Regions from separate parts of the Homo sapiens genome. Here all the other regions are linked to region 4. The links are chromatin contacts, found by Hi-C or POLR2A ChIA-PET in ENCODE. All regions are on one chromosome and are shown on one strand. Each heading gives the region's core, a stretch centred on a gene start or an enhancer-like site at or near the end of the contact. The rest is flanking DNA. Distances are from core to core; before and after follow the strand shown.

Evidence for each region. Hi-C counts contacts between places; a loop is a spot of excess contacts on that map. ChIA-PET counts read pairs that join two places held with the same protein, here RNA polymerase II (POLR2A). Pooled maps may share reads with other maps.
Region 1: a loop to region 4 is called in a pooled map, with 14 times the contacts of the local background. The contact joins two enhancer-like sites. A Hi-C loop is called at or near these places in 2 of 37 single-sample maps with no recorded cell type and 6 of 50 pooled maps. POLR2A ChIA-PET finds 5 or more read pairs at or near these places in 1 of 52 experiments (activated B cell).
Region 2: a map with no recorded cell type shows a loop between it and region 4 (11-fold over the local background). The contact joins two enhancer-like sites. A Hi-C loop is called at or near these places in 3 of 37 single-sample maps with no recorded cell type and 9 of 50 pooled maps.
Region 3: a loop to region 4 is called in a map with no recorded cell type, with 6 times the contacts of the local background. The contact joins two enhancer-like sites. A Hi-C loop is called at or near these places in 2 of 37 single-sample maps with no recorded cell type and 6 of 50 pooled maps.
Region 5: a map with no recorded cell type shows a loop between it and region 4 (16-fold over the local background). The contact joins two enhancer-like sites. A Hi-C loop is called at or near these places in 2 of 37 single-sample maps with no recorded cell type and 6 of 50 pooled maps.
Region 6: a map with no recorded cell type shows a loop between it and region 4 (21-fold over the local background). The contact joins two enhancer-like sites. A Hi-C loop is called at or near these places in 8 of 37 single-sample maps with no recorded cell type and 4 of 50 pooled maps.

The regions. Positions count from the first base shown.
Region 1 is chr10:59,871,072-59,875,312 of GRCh38, forward strand. The region is part of intron 1 of CCDC6 (coiled-coil domain containing 6); the gene reads right to left. Among named protein-coding and RNA genes, the nearest start is that of CCDC6, 33 kb to the right of the region's middle. RefSeq lists an enhancer at 1,920-2,214. Within about 2 kb of position 2,965, at least 10 of the 41 ENCODE cell types and tissues checked have a DNase peak (open chromatin) inside an H3K27ac peak, as active enhancers do.
Region 2 is chr10:62,525,762-62,529,735 of GRCh38, forward strand. No RefSeq gene overlaps it. Among named protein-coding and RNA genes, the nearest start is that of ZNF365, 150 kb to the left of the region's middle. RefSeq lists an enhancer at 1,570-1,789. Within about 2 kb of position 1,695, at least 5 of the 41 ENCODE cell types and tissues checked have a DNase peak (open chromatin) inside an H3K27ac peak, as active enhancers do.
Region 3 is chr10:62,850,703-62,855,208 of GRCh38, forward strand. No RefSeq gene overlaps it. Among named protein-coding and RNA genes, the nearest start is that of EGR2, 37 kb to the left of the region's middle. Within about 2 kb of position 2,814, at least 4 of the 41 ENCODE cell types and tissues checked have a DNase peak (open chromatin) inside an H3K27ac peak, as active enhancers do.
Region 4 is chr10:61,282,674-61,286,817 of GRCh38, forward strand. No RefSeq gene overlaps it. Among named protein-coding and RNA genes, the nearest start is that of TMEM26-AS1, 170 kb to the right of the region's middle. Within about 2 kb of position 1,723, at least 3 of the 41 ENCODE cell types and tissues checked have a DNase peak (open chromatin) inside an H3K27ac peak, as active enhancers do.
Region 5 is chr10:62,635,023-62,639,217 of GRCh38, forward strand. All of the region lies in intron 1 of LOC105378327 (a long non-coding RNA gene), which reads right to left. Among named protein-coding and RNA genes, the nearest start is that of ADO, 170 kb to the right of the region's middle. RefSeq lists enhancers at 2,260-2,349, 2,640-2,879, 2,890-3,119. Within about 2 kb of position 2,494, at least 20 of the 41 ENCODE cell types and tissues checked have a DNase peak (open chromatin) inside an H3K27ac peak, as active enhancers do.
Region 6 is chr10:62,453,041-62,457,566 of GRCh38, forward strand. It overlaps a transcript of ZNF365 not described here. Among named protein-coding and RNA genes, the nearest start is that of ZNF365, 81 kb to the left of the region's middle. RefSeq lists an enhancer at 4,437-4,486. Within about 2 kb of position 2,176, at least 9 of the 41 ENCODE cell types and tissues checked have a DNase peak (open chromatin) inside an H3K27ac peak, as active enhancers do.

The sequences.
Region 1 (4,241 bases), core at 1,715-4,214, 1.4 Mb before region 4:
GACTATGCACATTATGATCCCATGAGTGAAGTTTTATTTAACAAGAATATATAAATAAAATGCTTTCATGTATTATACATGAGGAGAGTTTATATTATATAAACATGTATAAGTATTATGTATATAATTGTAAATATTTTAAAAATTAATAGAACTGTGTCTAAGAAATGTTAACAGTGCCTCTGGAGTTGTTAAAGAGGCTAATCTGTCACACCACATTCGCAGAGCTAAGAACACCGCCTTGTATATACGAAGCACTCAAGTACGTAAAAATAAACATTCACCTTGTGTTTACATGTGTATACACGTACACACAAATCTCGGAGGGACTGCTTTGTAGGCAATGGATTCCCAAAGCTCAACATCAAGATTTCACTGGCATCACCTAATACTCATTAAAAAAAAAAAAAAAAAAAAAAAAAGTTGATGCACTACTGATGCCCAGACCCTTGCCCTGACAAACTGGGTCAGCTCTGAGGGATGGGGCCCCAAGGTTCCATTGAACAGTTTGGTTGGAGAGCCTGGAGCAGATAAAAAGATACAGCGCTAGCTAATCAGGAGACCTTAGCCCTCGTCCTGGTTTTGCTGTTAACTCTTAATTAACCTTGGCAAGCTACTTTCTTTCTTCAGCCTGCCTACATTTCCCCATCTGTAAAATGGGAGATAATATGAAGTCCTTTATGGCACAGCACACATCCTGCCTTGTGAGGGGGCAGGGGATCCACGCTGCTTTGAACAAAAATTCCCACTAAGTATTCCCCAAATTCAGTTGCTAATTGGCAAAAGAAAAAAAAATAGCACTCTGATTAAATATAAGGATACAAGTTCTCCTCCAAAAGTAAAAGGCTCCTCAAACAAGGGACTTAAAGGGAGGAAGAAGGGAAATGGATTACAGGAAACTAGAAAATTCTCAAGTATAAAGAAAATAAGGAGCCAATTATTAAAAGCACTGCTAATGTTATCCATCCCTTGTAACCTCTGTGCTTACACATTTTACAAAATTGGTTCACATTACACGCACACTGTATCCTCACTCCACTTACTAGATTTTAACTATCTCTATGATTAAATGTTCCTCCAATAATTTTTGATGTTGTAAACAACCTATCTCACTGATGTGCCAAAACCATCTCTCTACTGCCTGACATTCCTTCCAGTTGTTTCCAATGCTTCTGCCCTTTGAAGAATCGTTACAATGAACATGCTTGAACAGTCTGAGGCTGTGCTAGCTGGATGTTTCTTCCAGCAGATTCCCCAACCTTGGGTATCAGTATTCAGTTAAGATACGGAGACTTAAGCAAACAGCTGCCTACATTTGCAGCTACAAAGCTGTGTCTGTTTCCTGTGCTGTTGCAGGTAAGAAAATGGTAGCCAATTTACATCCTGTTCCTTGTCTCCTTGCTCGTGCGAAGGTGTCCAGGGGTTGGGCTTCTGAACTGACTTTCTATGGAAGCCAATTCCTCCGAAGAAGTAAAAGACACACTGCTTTAACTATAAGGCTGGCTTTGTGAGTTGGAGGTTATTGATGTATGAACATTTTCTAGTTTTCAGTGAGTAAAGAGGGACGGAAGGTTTAACCTCTAGCAAGGGGTTAACTTTCAGCATCAAGTTTCTATTCTAGTTGGACACAAGGATTTCATGGTCAAACTACATCTCACCACCTTGATACCTGGGGCTGCATCCAGTCAAAGAGGATAACTTTCCAGATGGGGGGGTGGGGGAAGGTAACAACATTAGAAAGTGCATAAGCAGTAACTCTTCCCTGCTAGAACTTCTAAGAAATATTGCTAAGCTGTCATTAGGAATTAAGGTGAAAATCTAGCACAGGTCCTCGATCCTTTAAACACAATTCCAAAACCCAGAAGACTGAAAACCGAAAGCTACATTTGGCAAGCAACCAAACAACTGCGTTCACTTGGTGGCAAGCCTGATCTGAATTGACATGAGGCTCTTTGCAGCTTTATCATCAAACTTAGCATGCCTGTTCACATGTTTTGCTGAGGTGGTTTGATGTGTCTGCTGTTTCAATCCTCTGGCGGTGCTACAGTATACGTGGTAGGTGCTCAGTACCTTTCCATAGCTCCACTCCCTTTTATGGGATGGACTGTGTCCTTGAAAAAGATATGTTCAATTCCTAACCCCACATACTTGTGAATGTGACCTTATTTGGAAATAGGTTCTTTGCAGATGTAATCAAGCTAAGATGAGATCACTGGAGTGGGCCCCAATCCAATACGACTGCTGTCCTTATAAGAAGGGAAAATACAGACAGAAACATACAAGGAGAAGATGACCACATGACTTCAGAGGCAGGAACTGAAGTGCTGCAGCTGCAAGCCAAGGAACGCCTGGAGATACTAGAAACTAGAAGAATCACAGAAGGATCTTCCCCGGCCAGAGGTTTCCAAGGGAGAACAACCCTTACCAACACCTTGATTTTGGACTTCTGGCCCCTCCAGAACTGTGAGAAAATTAATTTCTATTGTTTTATGCCACTCAGTCTGTGAAACATTGTTACAACAGCCTTGGGAAACAAACAGACCCAACTCCCACCACCAAAAAAACCTAAATTCTAAAACATATCTGGCCTCATGGGATAAGAGACTGTGGAGCTATATTTTAATATTTAGTATTTTAATATGCCACTTTATTCTGAATATTTCAAAGTAAATGCAGGTTTTTCAATCTTGGTTTCTGACAATGGTATTTACCTAAATTTGTGATGATTTTGTAATAGACTGCTAATTTTTAAAAAAAAAGAAGGACAGAGAACACATATGTAGCTTTTAAAATTATCAAAACAGAATAGTTAAAACAATCCAAGTACATCTTAAATCTTCTATATGAGAATGAATGTTCCCCATTCCTATGATGTTGAGGCAGTAGCACATTTAGACACAATACAGCTGTCAAAATCCCAAATGCTGCAAAATCAACCATGGTCAGTGAAGATCTATGACATCTAATACTGAAAGAAAACGAAGTGAAAGAATGGTGAAGCATGTCCGAAGCGTAGACATTCATTTCCTTACACATTTACCTAGCAAACACACACACACACACACACACACACGCACACACCCCTACATAGATTCCATATGCCAGAAGGCACAGGGAATATAATAAAACTATAATGAGACAGGACCTTACACTCTAACAGGAATGTAACAAAGGCACAAATTGATCTTCTCCCAGTTCTAAAATGTTTTCTTTGGCACTAAACTTGCCTTTTGTTCTCCTATCCAACCAAGACTAGAGTTTCTGTAATTTTATCATTTTTATCAAACATATTAAAATTATCACATTGAAATCCTCCGTTTACAGAAAGGTGGTTCATGGATTAACCAAAGATATACAGAGATCAATATACAAAGATATTCACAGAAATGCCATCCATACCAATGCAAACAACCAATTCACTAACAATACTCCTATTCTGCCAGTGAAGGCAGAATGCTCCCTCCTGCAAACTTTGCCTCAAGCTGTCTACATTTGAATCCCCAGAACCTATGAAAATGTTACTTACATGCAAAGGGGAATTAAGGGAACAGATAGAATTAAGGTTGCCCATCAACTGACTTTAAAATAAGGAAATTATCTTGGGTTCTCTGAATGGGACCCGTATAATCACAGAGGTCCTTTAAAATGGAAAATGGAGGCAGAGAAGAGATCAGAGTGATGCCTAATGATGACTTGACTTGCCATTGCTGGGTTTGAGGATGAGGAAGGGGCCATGAGATGCAGGTAGCCTCTAGAAGTTGGAGAGGCAAGAAAATGGACTCTCCTCTGGGACTTCCAGAAAAACTGCAGCCCTGTCACACTCTGATTTTAGCCCAGTGAGACCCATATTGGACTTCTAACCTATACAACTATGAGATGATAAATCTATGTTACTTCAGGCCACTACATTTGTAATAATTTGTTACAGCAGCAACAGGAAACCAATATAGGCACTAATAAATGACGGTGTATCCTGACAATGAAATAATATGTTGCCATGATTAAGAACAAGTGAAAATTGTCATGATACGTGTTCAGTTGGGAAAAAACATGGTGGGAACCACAACATGACCCAAATTTTGCTTTAAAGGTTCACACCAACCCTCAGATATGTTAGAAATGACTAGAAGCACATAAACCAGAATAGAGGTGGTTGTGAGGGATGGCACTGATGACCTATTATCTATATAATGAACCTGTTTTCCAAATTTTGTCCAAAAAATAGTTATTTATCATCACTA
Region 2 (3,974 bases), core at 445-2,944, 1.2 Mb after region 4:
CTTTATAGGTTACCTGGTGTTTTTGCCTCACAGCTCTTAAGATTTATTTCCTTCATCTTGACTTCAGATAACCTGATGACTATGTGCCTAGGCAATGATCTTTTTGTGATAAATTTCCCAGGTGTTTTTTTGAGCTTCTTGTATTTGGATGTCTAGGTCTCTGGCAAGGCTAGGAAAGTTTGCCTTGATTTTTCCCTCAAATATGTTTTCCAAACTTGTTAGATTTCTTCTTTCTAAGGAACACAAATTATTTTTAGGTTTAGTTACATAGTCCCAAACTTCTTGGAGGCTTTGTTCATTTTTTAAAAAATTCTATTTTCTTTGTCTTTGTTGGATTGGGTTAATTTGAAAACCTGTTTTTGAGCTCTGAAGTTCTTTCTTCTGCTTGTTCGATTCTGTTGCTGAGACTTCCCAGTGTATTTTGCATTTCTCTAAGTATGTCCTTCATTTCCAAAAATTGTGATTGTTTTCTATTTATGCTATTTCACCGAAGATTTTTCCCTTCTGTATTAGTCCATTTTCATACTGCTACGAAGAAATACCCAAGACTTGGTAATTTATAAAGAAAAAGAGGTTTTATGGACTCACAGTTCCACATGGCTGGGGAGGCCTCACAATCATGGCAGAAGGCAAAGGAAGAGCAAAGGCACATCTTACATGGCTGCAAGAAAGCATGTGCAGGGGAATTGCCCTTAATAAGACCATCAGATCTCATGAGACTTATTCACTATCATGAGAACAGCATGGGAAAAACTCTGCTCCCATGATTCAATTACCTCCCACTGTGTCCCTCCCATGACACATAGGGATTATGGGAGCTACAATTCAAGATGAGATTTGGGTGGGGACACAGCCAAACCATATCACCTTCATTTCCTGTATCATTGTTTTGGTTTCATTAAGTTGGACTTCATCTTTCTCTGGTGTCTCCTTAATTTGCTTAATAATCGACCTTCTGAATTTTTTTTCTGGCAATTCAGAGACTTCTTCTTGGTTTGGATCCATTGCTGGTGAGCTAGTGTGATCTTTTGGAGGTGTTAAAGAAACATGTTTTGTCATTTTACCAAAACTGTTTTTCTGATTCCTTCTCATTTGGACAGACTATGTCAGAGGGAAGATCTGGGACTCAAGAGCTGCTGTTCAGATTCTTTGTCCCAAGGGGTGCTCCCTTGATGTAGTGCTCTCCCCTTCCCCTAAGGATGTGGCTTCCTGAGAGCCAAACTGCAGTTATTTCTCTTCTGGATGTAGCCACTCAGTGGAGCTACTGGGTTCTGGGCTGGTACTGGGGAGTGTCTGACCAAAGTCCTGTGATGTGAACCATTTTCATGTCTACCATCTTCAGGTGTCTCAGTCTTGGATACCAGCACCTGTTTTGGTGGAGTTGGCAGGGGAGTGAAATGGATTCTGTGAGGGTCCTTAGTTGTAGTTTTGTCTATTGCACTAGTTTTGTATTTGTTGGCCTCCAGCCAGGAGGTGGCACTTTCAGGGGAGCATCAGTTGCCATAGTATAGGGAGGATCAAGGCAGTGGGTGGAGCCCTAGAGCTCCGAAGAGATTATGTCCTTTGTCTTTGGCTACAAGGGTGGGTAGAGAAAGACCATCAGGTCGGGGCAGGGTTAGGCCTGTCTGAGCTCAGGCTCTCCTTGGGTGGGGCTTGCTGCAGCTGCTGTGGGGTATGGGGATGTGGTTCTCAGGCCAGTGAAGTTATGTTCCCAGGGGGATTGTAGCTGCCTCTGATGTGTCATGCAGGTCACCAGGGAAGTCGGGGAAAGCTGGCAGTTACAGGCTTCACCTAGCTCCCATGCAGCCCAAGAGGCTGGTCTCACTCCCACCATGCCCCCACCAACAGCACTGAGTTTATTTCCAGGCAGCCAGTGAGCAGGGCTGAGAACTTGCCACAGGCTACTAGCCTTTTAGCTGAGAAAGCAAGCAGGGCTTTCAGGTCTTGTGCCTCCCTGCCTGCTGCGGCTTCTGTGCTGTGTATCCACTCCCGATTCACCTCCTCCCCCAGTTTCTATCGAGGAAATTTGTGTTCAGTTGAAATTGTTACAAAGTTCAGCTGGAAGTTTCTTTCTCCCTGTGGTCTTTTCCCAGTTCCTCTGGCAGCCCTTCCCAAGGATCTCTGTGAGACTAAGTCAGAAATGGCTTCCCTGGGGACCGAGAGAGCCCACAGGGCTCTTCCCACTACTTCTACCCTTGTATTTTGCTTAGCTCTCTAAATTTGTCTCAACTCTAGGTAAGATCAAATCCTTCTCCCATTATCTGGACCTTCAGTTTCCCCCGTGAAGGTGTGTGTTCAAGGGCAGACAATCCCCCTTTCACACTTTGGGCACTCACATTTTTTCAACCATCTTCTGGGGCCTGCAGGAGCAATCTGCTTCCTTCAAAGGGTCTGTGGATTCTCTAGGCTTTCCGGGTATGTTCCTGCAGTAGTTCTTGGAGTAAAAGTTTACAATGTGCATCTCCACAAGCTGCTCTGTCCATCTGAGTGGGAGCTGGAAGTTAGTCCTGCCTTCTATCCACCATTTTCCTGCTGTTCAAATAAATGCCTTTTCTTTATAAATTACCCGGTTTCAGGTATTTTGTTATAAGCAACAGAAAACAGACTAAGACAGACAGCTTTAACCATTACCAAGTTCTTCCTGCCATTAAGCTAAACTGATTCCTTGTAATGTCTTTCCTTTAGTTCTATTTGTGTCTGCTTGCTTATAATACATTTAGTGTTTCTTCTATTAAACAGTCCTTTAGCTATTTGAAGACAACTATGCTGTTTCCAGCCCTACTCTAGCCTCACTCCTAAACTTTCTCTTCTCTCGAATATTCAAAACCAGTTCCTCATACTGAACTTTAACAAAGATCAAGGTTCTGTTTGAGGCAGAAAAAAAAAAAAAAAGAACTGAAACAGTGACTCTTTTTTGTTTGACCACATCCTCTTGTTTATCTTGAAAATCAAGGTGGATAGACTATGAATGTGAGATGAAAAAAGCCAAAGAGGCTCTCTGTGTTACTATGATGACTACTCTGATCTGAGCCACTATTACTTCTTTCCTAGACTACTGCAATGTATTTCTAACTAATTACTAATTGCTATCTCTGACCTGTGTCCCTATCGTGAAGGTAAGAGTACTGACACACAGAGTCTCAATAGGTAATTTACTCAAGATAATGTCACATGTAAAAGAATTGACTCCAAGACTGTTTTCATCTATAGCCTGTAACAGAACTAATGATGGCCAATGAAATTATCACTTGGGTCTTGAATTTAATCTAGATGAGATGAAAATAGTGGCACTTTTGAAAATAATTTTAAAAGCATACTTAAGAGTTCTGGTTCCAAGGAAGATGGAGTAAGCACACTCCACCCCATCTCTCCTACTGAAGGCAGTTATAAATTCTGGACTGAATGCAAGGACCAGCTACTATGTGAAGTCTCTGAAAAATAAATGGTAGCATCCAGGTTGAGGAATAAGACTTGAATTCAAAGTCTGGTCAAATCATTTGTGAATTTACCGTGTTTTCCCTCCAGTATTACCTAGCCTAGACATGAAGGCAGCCTGCTATGGTTTGGATATTTGACCCCTCCAAACCTTATGTTGAAATTTGATTTCCAGTGTTGGAAGTAGGGCCTGATAGGAGGCATTTGAGTCATGGGGGCAGATCCCTCATGAATAGATTAATGTCTTCCCTGTGTAGACGGGTGAGTGACTTCTCAGTCTAATAATTTTCAGGAGAGCTGGTGGTTTAAAAGAGCCTGACATCCCTACCTCTTGCTTCTGCTCTCGCCATGTGATCTTTGCACACATCATTCACTTTGCCTTCTGCTCTAAGTGGAAGCAGCCTGAGACTTTTGCCAGATGCCCAACCTCCCAGCCAGCAGAATCATGAGCCAAATAAACTTTTTTTAAAAATAAATCACTCCATCTCAGACATTCCTTTATAGCAACACAAATAGACTAAGACACAGCCCAGCATCTG
Region 3 (4,506 bases), core at 1,564-4,063, 1.6 Mb after region 4:
TATGGAGTCGACCTTTTCCAAGTTTTGACTGTTCAAGGGATAGTCTGGGGTGACCTTAGCTATGACAAAAAAGAAAACCAGAACTTTTAGGGGCTTTTGAGATCCTGAAAGATCAAATGAGGAAATAGCTTTTTAACACACAGGACAGGAAACTTGTTGACTACCAGGCTATTTGGGGACAGACTTTCGGTAGAGATAACACCCAGATTTTCCTGGCTGCATCACTTCCTGGTTAATCTCATGGCATCTAATTCTTTGACCAGATTGTTCTTGCCAAGGCAAGGCTGAGACTTTAGACAACTCCCTTTGTCCTAGGGAAGAAGCAATTCCAACTGCAGCAATTCTTTTATGCCTTTATTCTCTGGGGAAGTGTAGAGACTGGTTCTCTCAGAAAAACCAACTAACCAACCAACTAAAAACAACAACAACAACAAAACCCATCCCTTAGGGGTATCTGATGATGTAAAGGTCATTGTTGCATTTTTCCCCCCAAACTCAAGCCATAGGGGAGTCAGGTATGGCAGAGCAAGAGAAACAAACCATTCAGTGGTACTAGGCCACAGCTGGTAGTTTATTATTACTTCACTGTCAAAGACACCCTTACATTGTCGATGAAGTATGTCATTCACCCTCAGAATATGCATAAGGAGAGAACGTTGCAAGCATTTGGCAAACAGAAAATTCCTCCCTTCTTCCTTCTCTCCCTCTGCCCCTTCCCTTCCTCCTTTCTTAAGAAGTCCTCACTAAGAGGTTGCTATTCCAGGCAGAGATACACAAACACCAGGTCTCTGACCTACAGAAGCTCCCCCTCTAGCAGATACAAATAACTCTATGACAGGGCAACAGATGCCAGGAAAGAGATGGGTGCAGAGTGCCTGGGAAGCACAGAGGACAAGAACATGAATTCTACCCAAGGAAGGCGCATCGACAAGTGCTTCCCATAGGAGGTGCTGTTTGAACTGTGTTTTAAAGTTAGGAGGCAGAGTTTGCCAGGCAGAAAAGAAATCAAAGCCACTTGATTTAAGTGGCTTATGCAGAAAGAAACCATTGAAATTGAGCTTTCTGTAGAGTGAGTCCATGGAGGATTGAAACAACTGGTCAACAAGGAAAGAAGTCAGCCAGAATGATTATTTGACCTTGGACAGATCAAAAAGGAAAATTGTTGGACTGACTTTTTTTTTTTTTTGCATATGTTGACAGATGGAGTCAAGTAGAATGGAAAAGTGATTTGGATAATGCAGTCAAACTCCAAATGATTCTTTTGGTCCTACCAACAGAACAATCAAGTTGTGAGATCTGTCTCCTGCCTTGTGTTTCCTATATGACATGTCTTCAGGAAGACAGTGGCCAGAGGATGGGCTCCAGGAACATGAGGTCTTCGGGTCTAGACACCAGTTGCTGAGTCCAGGAATGTTAGGGGTACCAGAACCTCATCACTTTCTCTATGAAACATATTCCAAGACCCAGGAGGAAGGGACCCTGAGTACATGAATTGTTTCTCCAAATAGGCAGAGAGCTCAAGAGAGAAGAGGTTGTCATTTAGTCTGATTATTTAGGGGATCATAGCAATTGAAAGGCAGAAATGACCTCAAATGCCATTCTAATCTGAGTTTTCATTTTACTCAGAGGAACCTGAGTCCCAGACACTTGCATGAGGTCCCATGAAGTCAGTGACAGAGATGAGACTAGAACAAAGTTATTTTCAGTTCTGAGGCACAGCTCTATTCAAGAAACTTCGCTTTACATTCTACCTCATGACTTTACTGCTATTCCTTTTTTTTTTTTTTTTTTTTTTTTGAGACAGAGTCTAGCTCTGTCACCCAGGCGCTGCAGTGCAGTGACACGATCTTGGCTCACTGCAACCTCCATCTCCTGGGTTCAAGTGCTTCTCCTGCCTCAGCCTCCTGAGTAGCTGGGATTACAGGTGTCCACCACTGTGCCCGGCAAATTTTTGTATTTTTAGTAGAGATGGGGTTTTGCCGTGTTGGCCAGGTTGGTCTCAAACTCCTGACCTCAGGTGATCCACCTGCCTTGGCCTCCCAAAATGCTGGGATTACAGGCGTGAGACACCGCACCCGGCCTGATATTCCATTTTCATGAGGAAAAGGAAGCAAGTGGGAATGAATTAAGATGAAACACCAGTATGTAGAGATGATATTCCAGTGAAGTCAGGATTTAAGGTGAAAACTCTGCCTGGTCAGGTTGATTCTTGGCAATATCTCAACTAGACACCATGCTGGAGACCAGCAGGGGCCCCCTCTCTGAGACAAATGCAACCAGCTTTCCTATCCAGTGTTGGGAAAATGCACTGCTTCTTTAGTTGAGCACAAAGTATTTGGCTTATACCTAGGGGCTGTGCTGGATAAAAAACACATATCTCATAAAATCACACCCAGGGTGGGTTGACTTCAGCTCTTGCAGGATTGAAAGCAGCAACCTCAGTTCCTCTGACCACACAGGAACCACAGTGCCCTCCTGCCCCTCTAGACAGTTCCACATTTTGCCTCAGTCAAATTTCACCTTTGCAAGATTTCCTGCAGAACCTCCCTAGAGTCAGTCTTTCCCCTCTCTGTGGCCTCATTACCCATAGTTTTAGATTCTGTTTCTAGTACTTCATCAAAGTATTTTAAAATATTTCCACATAATCAGAGCACTTAGAGTCATGTATATTTCCTTCTTTTTTGTCAAATATAGATCTTTATATTTTACAGCTTTATTGAGGTATAATTGACCAAAAAACTGTATAAATTTAAGCTGTGCATGTGACGTTTTGATGTACGTTGTGAAACAGTCACCACAATCAAGCTAATTAACACATCCGTCACTTCACATAGTCATCCTTGTGTGTGTTTGTGGAGAACACTTAAGATCGGTTCACTTAGCAAATTTCAAGTCTATAATACAGCGTTATTAACTATAGTCACCCTGCTGTACATTTGATCTTCAGAACTTTTCAGAGTCCTTTGTATTTCTAAAGCAGCCTTTGAATTTGGGAACGGAATAGAAACAGCATTGGACAGTAGTCAGAAGACTTGGATTCGAATGTGTATGGTTAGGGCCCAGATAAGAAACAGATGACATATTCAATGGAAACTAGTAAGTAAAAAGGGACTATGTAGCAAGGCATGAGCCAGGTTCAGCAGGCTGGAGTTAGCAACAACGGAAGCCTGGTCACTCCTGGGGTGAAAGGAACCACAGGATGGAGCTGCGGCTTTGGGTCGAAAAATGCAACCGCTACTGAATCACATCCCAGAAGGGAAGCTGTTGATGGAGTAAATACCCCAGCCTTGCCCTCTACTCATCCTCCAATCTCTTGCCTTTGCCTCCCACCCAGAAGGCTAGAGAACCTGATCCATGTAGTTTACAGAGCTGGCTGGCAAAGGGAGCCAGGCCAATAAAGATGATCCAGCACAGGCTGCAGCTGAATCACTTCAGACAAACCTCTCCACTCTCTGATCCTCAGGATTTGTATTAGTAAAAACAAGTGGGTTGATCATCAGGAAGTGTCTCTGCTGCCTTCCTGCCTAACGTCCAATGACGCTATGACTGTAGGTAAAATAATGCACACATATTGATTTTTTAGATTTCCAGGGGCAGATATTCTCAATAAACCAGGACATAACTGCTGCTGTTAAAATGCTTCTTGAAACAGAATATGTGGAAATAGAAAGTCATGTCTTTATAACATAATTCAATGCTTAATACATTTCTGAGAAAAACAAGCTAGTCATTATTCTTTACTTTAAAAAAAAGTTACTTTTTTCAGCCTTGTTTATGCAACATCCCAATGTATGTCTTGAAAAATTATTCAATTCTTTTTTTTTTTTTTTTTTTTTTTGATGGAGTCTCGCTCTGTCGCCAGGCTGGAGTGCAGTAGCACAATCTCGGCTCACTGCAAGCTCCACCTCCCGGGTTCAAGCAATTCTCCTGCCTCAGCCTCCTGAGTAGCTGGGACTACAGGGGCACACCACCACACCCAGTTAATTTTTGTAGTTTTAGTAGAGATTGGGTTTCACCATGTTGCCCAGGATGAGCTCAATCTCTTGACCACATGATCTGCCCACCTCAGCCTCCCATAGTGCTGGGATTACAGGCGTGAACCACCTTGCCTAGCCTATTCAATTCTTTTTTATGCCTAGGCCTTTGTTTAGACCCTTGGTCTCGAAATGACCTAGTCATCTTATCTAACCTATGTGGGGCTTCTTTTAATCATTTGTAATTTGAAAAAAGACAAAAGTCACCTGTCAAAGCATTCTTTGGTGCTGTGTGGGTCGGGAGGCACCCATTTCCAAATTCAGTAAGCAGGAACCCTCAAAGGTGGTGGAACTCTAAGAGGAATCTTAAGAAACCTTGGTGTCTCCCAACCAAGGGTCCCTCATTAGTAGCCTAGCTCTGGAAAGATGGGGACTGACCATCACAATTTTTCAGGTTTGTTTCTCTCTTACAACCAGTCTTCACAGAGCATGTTCTAGGCACCAGGAAATAGCAGTGAACAAGACAAGGTCA
Region 4 (4,144 bases), core at 473-2,972:
ACCAGCACACCATGACTGACAGGTATTCACATTTTTTAAATTGTGGCAATTTATGCATGAGAATATTCACTGATTTGTCTCCTACAAATAAATACTTTTTTCTCACTGCTCTCCTTTTTATTAAAAAGGAAAGTCTTTCTCAGAATCTTCAACAGGCTTCCATTACTTTTTCTTGGTCAGACCTCTGTCCCATGACCATGCAAGAAAGGCTGAGATAGTGAGTATCTAATCTGGCAAAGCTACCAAGTCAATTGGTAGCTTTGGTACCAATTGGTACATTTGGTTCAAGTGAATCCTGATTCAACTGTGAACTTGGACACAATAATAATCTTGAACAACACTCGAACTCTGTTAGTAAGGGAGAAAGGGACATCATCCTTGGTCAGGAAATGAACGATATTTCCCACTTTAGTAATACAAGAAAGGAATGAATGTGGTCTCTAACACCCAGAAGGCTGAACTGTAACAGAACTAAAATAAGTTCTCTCTATTTTTGCTTGTTTTAACAGCTGCTGGCATTTTATGCCCAGCCTCTTACAGCAGTGGTTCTCCAAGTGTGGTCCTCACATTGGTAACATCAGCATCATCTGGAAACTTGTTAGTAATGCAGATTCTTGGCCCCACCCCAGATCTCCTGAATCAGAAGCTGTGGCGGGAGGAAGTGATGGTGGAGGGGAACATGATAACAGATGTGGTCCAGTCATCTGTGTTTTAACAGGTGCTGCAGGTGATTCTGATGGACCCTCAAATTTGAGAACCTGCCTAAAGAGTGTCTAACTCTATCAGTGTGATAATGTGTAAAGTGAATTTCAGCGAATCAAAAGCACCTTGTTGGTACTAGGCACATAGTAGGCACCATCATTTATTCATTCATTCATTCATTTATTAAGCACTTGCTAGTGTTACCCTGTGTCACACAATCCATTCCCCACTAGCAGCCAGAATGATGTTTTAAAAATGTAATCAGATTGTGCAACTTGCTTGCTTAAAACCTTTCAGTGGCTTGTACAATAAGATGAATACAAACTCTAAGTCACTCCATGTTCTGGCCTGCCTGCCTCTCCAAATTCCTATTCATTGCCTCTTGGTTCCTTGACCAGGCTAAACTTCCTTCTATGAATGACTCTACCTTGTCATTTTAGTTCCACCTTAACACCTTTTCAGAGAAGATTTCTGCATACCTTATCAAAGGTGCCTCAGCTTGCCCCTATTTATCTTTATCACATTACCCACTGATTTTCTTCATAGCATATAAAACTATTGTATCTATTCATTTGCTTATTGTCTGATTCTTCCCCTAGAAAATAAACTCCATGCAGGTGTCCACTGCCTCTCAGTGTCTATGTGGGCCTTGTAATCCTAGAAGTCTCAATAAATATTTGTTGAATGAATTTCTGGGTACCGTCCTAGATGTTTCATAACTGAAATTTGAATTGCTAGAGGAAATTAACAGCAGGAGTCAGCGCTTTGGCAAAGGCACATCATGTCTCTTTCTTTCTTTCTTTCTTTTTGGTTGTAAATTATAATTTATTTCATTTGTAGAAACTTAAATTTACTTACAGGAAGCTCTTCAAAGGATGATGAAACTCACTTGTGAGATCGGTTGGCTTCCGATTAAGAGTAGGCATTATGTTTATTTATTGACGGGATTACTAGGAACTTCAAAAATAATACAAAAATGTTTTTTATCTTGTACCACATCAGATAAGCAAGTAACTGACTCAGAAAATTTATGATAGCCTTACCGTTGTTTTCCCACGGACTGTTCTGGAAATAGAAAGATGAAATCAGACTCCAGTGCCATCTAGTGGTCATGTTTAGTTCCTCAAGAAATAAAATCCAATGTAGTCTAGCACTGATTTTTCACTTTTTGGGAGATATTGGGCTTGTGTATGTGTCTTTCCAATTTCAGATATTACTTTAGAAATTTTAATAAATATTAGATTAATGCAACTGATGCAAGTTGGTCAAATTCTTGAAAATTTATGAGAAATGCTAATCCTTCATGGTGTTATGTTGTAGTAGAAATGGGTTTTATAAATAATAATTGTGATGATAACCCTTCATCAAGTTGTATAATCCTAAGGAACTGAACTATTTGACACCTCCCTTTGGTGATGGACATCAGTGGACACTCAGAGGCAAAGGAAGAATTCAGAATTTCTGATCTCCAATCCCATTTTCACTCTACTTTGTTGCATATGGTGATCTAAAGTTTGATTCCAGATGTCCCATCCTACTCATGTTTTCCATTCTTTCTACTGGCTTATAGTAAGATCTTTTACAAACAATAACCAGATCCTCAGTTTAAGAAGTAAAGTGTCCATTTTAAACAAAAATTAGAACCTCAAAAGTTCTTCATAAAATTATTTTCATCTCCTATGGTCATAACATAATTTATAGGGTCCACAGAAACTAACAGAAATAAATACTCTGGTTGCATCTAAAATGGATCATGCCCTGTGCTTATCTCTTTATGCACACTCAACAACGCTGCACAATCTAATGATTATTCCCTACATTAAAAAGATGAAGAGTAATACTCATAGAATCGGCATTTGTTGAGCCACTAATATATGCCAGGTATCATGCCAGGTATTTTTAATACATTATTTTATTTAATTCTACAAACTTTTCAGAAGTAGTTTTCATCTGTGCAGATGAAGAAACTGAAGCTCAAAGGAGTTGTTAGCCCAAAAACCCATATCTGGAGACTGCAATTGGAGCCCTTCTGGCTGGCTCCATATCTCTGCTCTTTCTAATCATTTTCCAGAAGTTTAAAAGGAATTTTGATTTTTAATTTTTAAAAAAAATTTTTCCCACCACATCATGCCCCATCAGAAGATCAGCAGTTTGAGGGCAGGAACCACATCTAATGCCTGGCATGTAATATCTCAATAAGTATTTGTTGAATGAATTGAAGGAGGCAGGCTTGAAAAGGTTCTAGTTCTCCAGCCAGTCATTTGGTTACCATTCATATTCGTTATTTATTGCTGCATGAGACTTAGTGGCTGAAAACAATAAATAATAAACATTTGCTATCTCAGACTTTCTGTGGTTCAGGAATCCAGAAGCAGGTTACCTGGATCTCTCATGAGGCTGAAGTCAATATTTTGGCCAAGGCTACAGTCATCAAGGCTCAGCTGGGGCGGGATCAACTTGCAAGATCACTCATATGGCTGTTGGCAGTCCCCAGAAGATCTGCATCCAAGCTCATTTGCGTGGCTATTGGCAGGCTTCCTCTCCCTACCACGTGGGCTTCTCCACAGGGCTGCTTCACACACATGGCAGCTGGCTTTCCCCAGGATGAAGTGATCCACAGGGAGTGAGAGAGAAGGCTCAAGATGAAAGCCACAGTCTTTTTATAACCTTATCTTAGCAAGTGGTATCTCATCGCCTCTACTGTATTCTCTTCATTAGAAGTTACCCGTGAAATCTCCCCCTACTCGTGGGGAGGAGATTATATAAGGGCATGAATACTAAGACATGAGAGTCCTTGGGCCATCTCAGAGACTGCCAACCACCACATTCGTGGCATATCCATTGAGGATTGACCCTTGAGATCACTCTGTAATATTACAGATCATTTCCTTCCCATGCTACATGAAAATGTCTTGTAATCTAGCTGAGGCAGGTTCTAACAGTTCTGATATTAGACAAATCCAAATCTTAACTCCTTCATTTTATAATTGTGACCCTGTTGCTTCATTTCTAATATATGAAGTAGGCATTATAACAGTATATGCTTCATGAGCATTTCATGAAGATTAAATGAGAGTATCAGGAAATTGCTTATTATAGTGCCTGACATCAGGAAACTAAGCAATCACTTCCAGCTAAAACAGTCTAAATATACTAGTAACTTTATTTTGAACATTCCAAAATGCTTTCCTATGTGTCACTTCTTGTTTTGTTTTATTCTCTTTGTAATTGTAGTAAGGTGGTAGAATTTGATACAGTTATACATATTTTAAATATTACTATTTGAGGCACTTAAAATTAAATAACTTACCAGTAGATATTGAAGTCAGGGGCCAGGAACATTCTCACTACCTCATTTCTATATAATCAGTATTTATTGTTACGGAGTTAATGAAACCAAAAGTTGCCGTAGAATAGACAGAGTCATATTTTCAATGTCATA
Region 5 (4,195 bases), core at 1,244-3,743, 1.4 Mb after region 4:
AAAATGCAAGTAAGTGAATATATTCAGTATGCTTAGTGCTGTGCCTGGTACTTACTCTGGGCTTAAAATATAGAAGCCATTTTCTACGAAGGAAGAAGGATGCTGGAAGGAGAGATGGGAGGGACTGAACGTGGCCCCTGACAAGGGGCAAAGATAGATCCTGAACTCTATTAAAAACTCAATGAGGAAACACAAGTTCTATTACTACAGCTACTCCCTATCTACCCACTAGGTCATTCTGGCTTCTGCTGGTGTGAGTGGGAGTATGCTATTTATTCACCTAATGACTCCTTCCAAGTTAGAGAAGTTGGAAACCCTGACAACTGTTCCAACCATTAATTCTCTCATTTCACCACCTCTGCACACAGGAAGGTGTGTCTCCTGTATTACTGTCACATCTGCATTTTGACTTTTCAATCGTCTGAGGCTTCCAGCTCTTTGGAATCAGTGATTACAGCTTTGTGATTATACAATTAGAAGAGGCTAGGTTGAGGATACGCTGTTCAAAACAATAACGTGGCTGCCTCACATAGCGTGGTGGACACCTGGCACCACCACCTCCCAGGACACATGCTCACCACCCTGGGTCTCTGTGCTTGTTTCCCCTGACATGGCCAAGACTCTACCCCCATTTCCATTTTGACAGCTTTCTTGTCTAAGTTCTTCTTTAAAGGTTTATTAGGGTATCATGACATTGTTGATTGCTGTTTAGCATTGATTATTAGTATTAGCCCTGCTTATTGAAAAACTTTGAGAGAGTCTTATATTTCTAAGATTTCATCTAGACCTCAAATGCCCTTACGGTGTAAGCCCAGCTACAGCAGAGGTAGAATCTGAGCAGGGAGGGGAGAGTGGCTGCAAAATCTTGGAGGAAAATGAAAGGACAGAATACAATAAAAGAATACTCAAGACTGTAATGCCAAAGCCCTCAGCCCAGGGCCTGCAACACAGTGAGAAGTTCTCAGTAGTCAAAATCCACCTTTCTTGTCCTATGACACTACCCTGCCTTGTTTGGTTGTGAAATAACTTTCAGACAAAATCAGTAGTTCTAAATATTTTGGTGAAGCTCTTTCCTCCTTCTCCTGGGCAAGCCTTCCGCGTGCATTGCCTCCACTCACTCACCTCCCATTTCCACCTATGCTAATTTCACCTCCACACCCAGGGCCACACTGTGGCTTCACTGCATCAAGATCACCAAGTGCTCTATCCAGTGCATGCTTTTAGTCTTCGTCTCACTGGCCTCCCTGAAGCGTGTGACACTGTGGACCAGTCTTATCCTCTTGAAACCCTCTCTCCTGCCTTCCTTGACACAAATTTCTCCTCTTCTCCTTGGCAGTTGCCCTTTCTGGCTCTTCCATCTTTGCCCACAACTTTGAGTTGACGAATTGAGGGACTGTCCTTGACCTTCTGCCCTTCCCACAGGACAGGGCCTCCCCTGCCATGCTTTCAACAGCCACCTGCTCACCAATGGCTCTCATGTTTTTCTCCTCATCCCTGACCTATCTTTTGTGCGTCAAACCCACATAAGCAACTGCACATTGGGCCTCTCCACTTCGGTGTCCCACAAGCATCTCAAATTCAACATGCACAACACAGAATTAGTTGTCTTACACCCCTTTCGTTCCATGTCTTCTATAGTCACTCAAACCAGAATCCTGGGTGGCATCTTACATGTCTCGTTTTCCTTTAACTCTCAACCCTCTCCCTCTACTACCCAATCACCAAATCTTGGTAATTCTCTCCTTCTCTAATCCTTCCACTCTTCCACTCCCTTATTTGCAAACTTCACATCTTTCTTGAATTATTTTAACAGCCTCCCAACTACTTTTCTTGCCTTCTGTCTCAACCAGGCTTATTCTCCCCACAGATACTCAAGCGACCTTTTTAAAATGAAAGTCTAATAAGCCTCTGCCTTACTTAAAGTCTAGCCAGTAGCTTCCCATTGCCTATGTGGTAGAATAAAAACCCCATTGTAGGGCCTGCAGGGGGCTCTGTGATCTGCCTCCTATATTTCATCTCTGCTCTTCCCCCTTCCTTCTCTCCAACTTATACTCTGGCCATCAGAGTTCTAGAAGTTCCCCCAGAGCATCATGCTTTTCAATGTATTTGCAAAGGCAAAAAAAAAAAAATACACTTGCGTTTCATTCCCACCTAGACAGCGCCTACTTCTTCATGAAGGCCTAGTCCAAGCATTCTCTCTTTAGTCTTCTATAACTTTCCCCATCCCCCCAACTCCTCTCCCCTCCTTAGAGAACTGCCCACTTTCTCCGATCTGCCACAGTGTATATATCTTCGGAAGGCATCTACCACACTTATTTACATGTCTGTCTCTCTGCTAGACTGAAAACTCCTTCAGGGTGGGGATGATCTCTTAATAGTCTTTACTCTCACCCCTGTGCACAGATCCTGCCATAAAACAGTTAGAGAACATAGCACCCCACTCTCCATCAAATCAACCAGAACTGAAAGCTCAGGAAGCTGCGTTTGACGGCTTCACTTTTAGTTTCAGTTGCTCAGTCTGGGCAGCTCAGAGCAGCTTCCTGAGCCTCCACCAGTTCAGAAAGCATCCAATCTGCAGTGAAGTGTGCACTGTCATTTGTTGAGCAGGAGCTCACAGTGATCCTGCTGATAGGGAGGCCTTTGCCGCCTTTCGCCCAAACCCCATGCCCTCTGGACTATGCATCTTAAAGGTCATGGTCATGGGCGGTCCTTATCAATCAAAGCATCAGGCGGAGAAAAAAACCCCATTCTGGGATATGGTGAGACATGTCGGTTTCAAAACATTGCAGATTGTTAAATGAGTAATGTTAATGTGATCTCAGAATAGTAAATACAACCCCACAAGGAAAAGATATTAGCTGCATTATCTGGAAGGAAAACAAGAAAGGAAAGCAACATTTGGCTGCAAAAACTATGAAAGAGATGTCTGTATGGTGATTCAAGTTCTACTAGGGCAGGTAAATTGCATTTTTCTGATTGTCTGCCCACTCTCCTCCCCCCACCCCATGTGGGGACATGCACTCCCTCATTAAATCTCTTCTCTGGGGTAGGGTATGGGACTTGGGGGAAGTGAAGGGAAGCGGGGAGCATACACATAGAGGAAGAAAACAAAGGCCTTCATTTTCTAAAAATATCACTCACTATGATTGAGAAAGAGTTTCTCAAGAAATGCGAATGTCCTGCACAGGAAGTAACACTTCATCACACGGCTAATAATCAGCCACGTGCTTGTCAGGGTTAGGTTTTTCCCTTCTGTGGTGAAAAGGTGGCTCCAGGCAAGCCTGGATATCTTTCCCGCCAGCCTGATAGTTATTTAAACACATTCAGCTCTTATCTTCCAAAATGTGTGAGTGTGCTACTCCCATTACATCAAATTCATGTGGAAGACTCTCAGTGGCGGGGGATGGGGGAGTCTGCAATTTTAAAGGGTTTATGTGGGGCCAGACTACCGTTCCCCCACCCCAAATTGTCTTTTCCACACTGAAGCAGCTTGCAGGGGCCTGAATATTTATCCAGTTAAACAAAATGTACTTTCCTTCCACCCTCTAGCTCAGCAGATTTTGCCCCTTCTCTCTCTGAGGCCTGGTTCTTCCCCAGAATCCAGCATCATTAAGGTCCCTTATCCTTAAAGAAAAGAGTTAGGTCAGCGAATTCACTCCAAGATATTGGCAACTCACTATGTCCGCTAATTACATTTAAAGGAGAGAGAAGTACTTTACCCAAAGTAATGACTCTCTGATGGTGAAGTTTCTGGTCTTACCACGGGAGCCGGTGAGACTTTCCAGTGCCTCTCAAGTCTTACTACATTGGTGACCATCGATGATGTCTGACCCTCATGCCAGGGTCATAGCTCATTCCCTGATAAGGGTCTGGTTGCTTTCATCAGGATTATCAAGTTGCTTTTATGCAGTGCATTTTTTGTACAGCTTTTTTTCAGAAGCACTTGGTAGATAAATTAAATCCCAAGGGTCCTTGCCCCTTGCCCAAAGATCCTTAGCATACGCCTCTCCATCCAGAACTCCTTTGACAGAGAGGATCCAGGTTGAGGAGGGGTGAGGAGGTTTCCACCATGTGAGCTCTTAGGTGTGCCAGTCTTGAAGACTTAAATCATATGGTAATCCTACAACAGATACATGAAGCTCCTCATTCATTAATTTATTCGAGTATCACTTATTAAGCTTCCACTCTGTGCCAG
Region 6 (4,526 bases), core at 926-3,425, 1.2 Mb after region 4:
AAAAAACAAATAATGAAATAGAAATTTATCCAGCCTATTTGGTAGAATAGCTGGAATACAAGTACTAAAAAACTTGGAGTTTGTACATCTTTAAAAAATTTTTTAAATAAATTGATGAGGTACAAATTTAATTTTATTACATCCATAGATTTTGTAGTGGTAAAGTCAGGGCTTTTAGGGTATCCATCACCAAATAACGCACATTGTGCCCATTAAGTAATTTCTTACCATCCACATCCCTTTCACTCTCTCACCCTTATGAGTCGCCAGTGCCTATCATTCCCCACTCAATGTCCACGTGGACACATTATTTAGTTCCCACTTATAAGACAGAACAGGCTGTATTTGTCTTTCTGTTTCTGAGTTGTTTCACTTAAAATAATGGCCTCCAGTTCCATTCAAGCTGCAAAAGAGTGATGTCATTCTTTTTAATTGCTGCATAGTATTCCATTGTATATATGTACCACATTTTCCTTATCCAATCATCTGTTGATGGATGGACACTTAGATTAATTCCGTATCTTTGCTATTGTGAATAGTGCTTCAATAAATATGTGGGTGTAGGTACTTTTTTTAATATGTTGATTTCTTTTCCTTTGGGTAGATACCCAGCAGTGGGATTGCTGGATCAAATGGTAGTTCTATTTTTAGTTCTTTGAGAAACTGTACTCTTTGACAAAGAAATTCTACTTCTATAGATTTTTTTCTCCAAGGAAATAAATATGAAAGTATGTAGCCATAAAGATGTTCATTTCAAGATTGTTGAAAATAGTGAAAACTTGGAAACAATTTAAATGTCTAATATTTGGGATATGATTTAAGTAAGTTGTAATACATCTTTACCATAGAACACCATTGTAGCCTCACACCCCATTTAAATGATGCTGTGAAGGTTAAAAGAGTACGGATTCTAAAACTTGATTTCTTGGGTTTGCAGCCTGATTGTGAACTTACTACCTGTTAGATATTGGTAAAGTTTCTTAAATTGCCAGTGCCTCAGTTTCTTTTTTCATTTTTTCCTTTTTAAACGTATACCTTGCTGTTCATGTACAACTCAGTGTCTCAGCTTCTTCATGAAGATAATGATGTAGCATTACACCTTCCTCATAGGGAACTTACCAGGTACTTATCAAATATTAGCTATTGGTAGATAAGCAGTTACCAAGCAGGAAAGTCATGTATTACTTCTTATTAAATACAAATCATTGGTTAACAAAAGTCTGTACAATATGACAATGTATTGTATTTTAAAAGATCCTTTTAGAAGGTCTAGACCAGTAATTCCCAAACTGTGTGCCAAGGAATCCTGGGGCACTATGGTGAATTCACAGCAACACCCATCCCAATATATTCTAAAATTTCTAGGGAAACACAGTGACACCTTTGGACACTGGGAACTACATACTACCATTAAGGTGTTTGGACTAAACTACATAATAAACATAATTTATTTTGGTCTAAAATGCTAGACAAATTTACGGAAACACTGAGAGTGCCATGAACCAAGAAAGCTTGAGAACCTCTAATCTAGCTTGTGGACATATACCAAGGTGTTGATGTTACTGAGAGGTGGTATTACATGTGCTTCATGTTTTTTTTTCTTTGCTTCTGATTTATCTAGACTTTCTAATTTTCTGCAGTGAACATTTACTATCTTAATTAAAACAATTTCTTCCTGAATCCGTGCAACAACCATTTATTAAGCACTATTTGGTGTCAATTTCTGGGCTGGACACAGGAAGGCAAAGATGCCACACCCTCAAGGAGCGCATACTTGAGGGTGAGTCTGGAATGTAAACAAATAATTGCTGTTCAGTAGAACAGGCTCTGAGACAGTGGTGCTGATTGGAGTGGGAGCTCTGAGCTCTGCTTTTGGAGATTAGTGCAAAGTTAGGCACATCTTGTGGGATAAATGGGACTTCCAACTGGAAATGGAGAAGGGGTAGAAGAATGTTCCTCCTTGTGGTTTGTGGGTGGAGACTTGGATACATTTGGTGGGGGGTTAAAAGACTGGAAAGGCAGGCAAGGTTAGAATAAGAAGGCTTTGGTGGGGCATGCCTTGGACTGGGCAGTTAACTTGTAAAGGACAGAAAAACGCTGACAGGTTTTAAGCAGGGGAGTGTTATAAATGTTGTGCTGTGGAAGGATCACTCTGGCAGCACTGTGGAGACAGCACAGGGAGGCTGGGAGAGAGCTGGACAGGGAAGGGGACCAGCCAGGAGGATTTTGTAATAGCCCAGGAAAGAGGTCATGAAGCCCCAGTTGGCTAACAACAGATTATGTAATGGGCCCCTGTGGACTAAATCAGCAAAAGCAAATGATCCAGATGTAGAACACTGTTCATCTCAAAATATGTTGGTATCTTTAAAAGTAAAAACTTTTTTTTCTGGTGATAAAGATAATACATGTTCAATACAGAAATTTGGAAACTATAGAAATGTACAAAGAAGAAAATGAAAGCATCTATAATCCCATGAACTGGAGCTGAGATATATGTATATGTACATATACTGTATATGAGAGATAAAAATTAAATATTATATTTATATTTAAATACTGATTTATAAATCTCATATATACATAGTTTATTTAAACTATGTGCATATGGTAAAATAAAATTAACTTAGAGAAGGATAGAAAATAAAAAGTAAATATTGAATGTTTACCACATGCTGGGCACAAAATATAAGAACTTACATATATTTGGTTATTTAATTCTCACAGCAACCTTGTGAGAAAGGTCTGCATGTATTCTGCCATTTTACTGATAAGTGAATTGAAGTACAGAAAGATCAATGTGACTTACCCAAGGTTCAGTAACTTGTAAGTATCAGAGCTGGGATTTGAAAGGAAACTAAGCTGTTTTTCCTCCAGGGCCTGTACCATGAAATCGTGATGGGGCAATTTTGAATGATGTATTTAAACTTCTGTTGTTTGATTCATTGACTTTACACAGTGACTCCTGACACTCCACTACAGCGTTGTCCAACTAAACTTGCTGCGGTGATGGTGATGGACAGATTCAATATCTGTTCAATCTAGTACAGTAGCCACTAGCCACATGTAGCTAGCTGTTGAGCACTACAAATGCTGCTACTGTGAACAAGAGGCTGCATTTTAAATTTTAATTAATTTAAATTTAAATGACCAACTGCTGCTAGTGGCCACCCATGGGACACCACAGATCTCCATAAGATAAAAAAAAAAATGAACACCTCATCCCTTGGTCATATTCTCTGTCCCAGTAAAACCAACTTTATTTCTTATTTCAGTCCTTTCCCATGATCATCTCCATAAAACATGCCTATATTTATATTTCTTGATTTACTGAATTGAACATTATGTTGTCCATGCCGTGTAAGATGAGAAATTATTTTGTGTACGCCACTCCCCCACCCCTCTCTTCTCATTTTTATGAATTTATTTCTATCATTGGTTACCTGTATACTTTGGTATTAGTTAAGATTCTTCTGATTGCAAGTTGGATAGAAAAAGCCAAATCCATCTGATTTCAGCAATACAAAAGGAATTTACTGGCTCATATAAACAAGATCAGAGGCAGAACTGGCATTAGACCAGGCTAAATTGAGAGCTCAATGTGAGCGGGACTCGATTTCAGCTCAGCTGTCCTCAGTCTGCACACTTCATCTTCAAGTTCTATGTGGTGACCACAGCTGTAGCTCTGGTTTCATATCCTCTTAGATTCTAGACTAGCAGGAAAGTAAGCATCTGTCTTTCTTGTAATGCTATTTAGCTGTGACCACAATGATGCTCAGTTAAAACACACACACGTGCGCACACATGCACACACACACACACAAACTCAGTGATTACAACAATAAGCATTTACTTAACATGTGTATGTGTGGGTTGGCTGAGGTCAGATGATCTAGATTGGGCTTGTTGGGGGTTCTGCTGATCTTAGTAGGAGCTGCTCACACTTCTGAGCTCAGCTGGGGGTCAGCTAATTTAGGCTGGGCTTGTATGGACAGCTCTGCTGATCTTTCTTACGCTTCTGGGCTAGTGTAGCTCAGCCCTGTTCCATATGTCTCTTATCTTCTTTCCTGAGACCGGTGACCCATCCCAAGCATATTCTCATGGTGATGACAGAGGCACAAGAGTGCAAGACCAGCTGCACAAACATGTGTACCCTATGCTGTGTCATGTCTGCTAACATCTCATTAGCCAAAGAAAGTCACATGACTGTACCCCAAATCAACCGAATGGAGACGTACTCTCCTCCCATGAAAGTGAGAAGGAGGCAGAGAATATTTCTGCACAATAATTTTCTATACCACTTAAGCAGATGGGGTTGGCTTGCTCATTTCAAAACAAGTGATGTGGCCAAGGGCATAGGTTGTACACTTTGGCCTAGACCTAGGTCCCATATTCCATCATGGGTGTAGAATTACATTCACATTTGCCAAAGCATGTGAGCTAAGAGTGGAGAAGGAAGGCTTACTTCAAATGAAGGTTAGGGTTCTGCTAGCTACATATAGGGGAAATGGATGTGAGATGGCAAACCA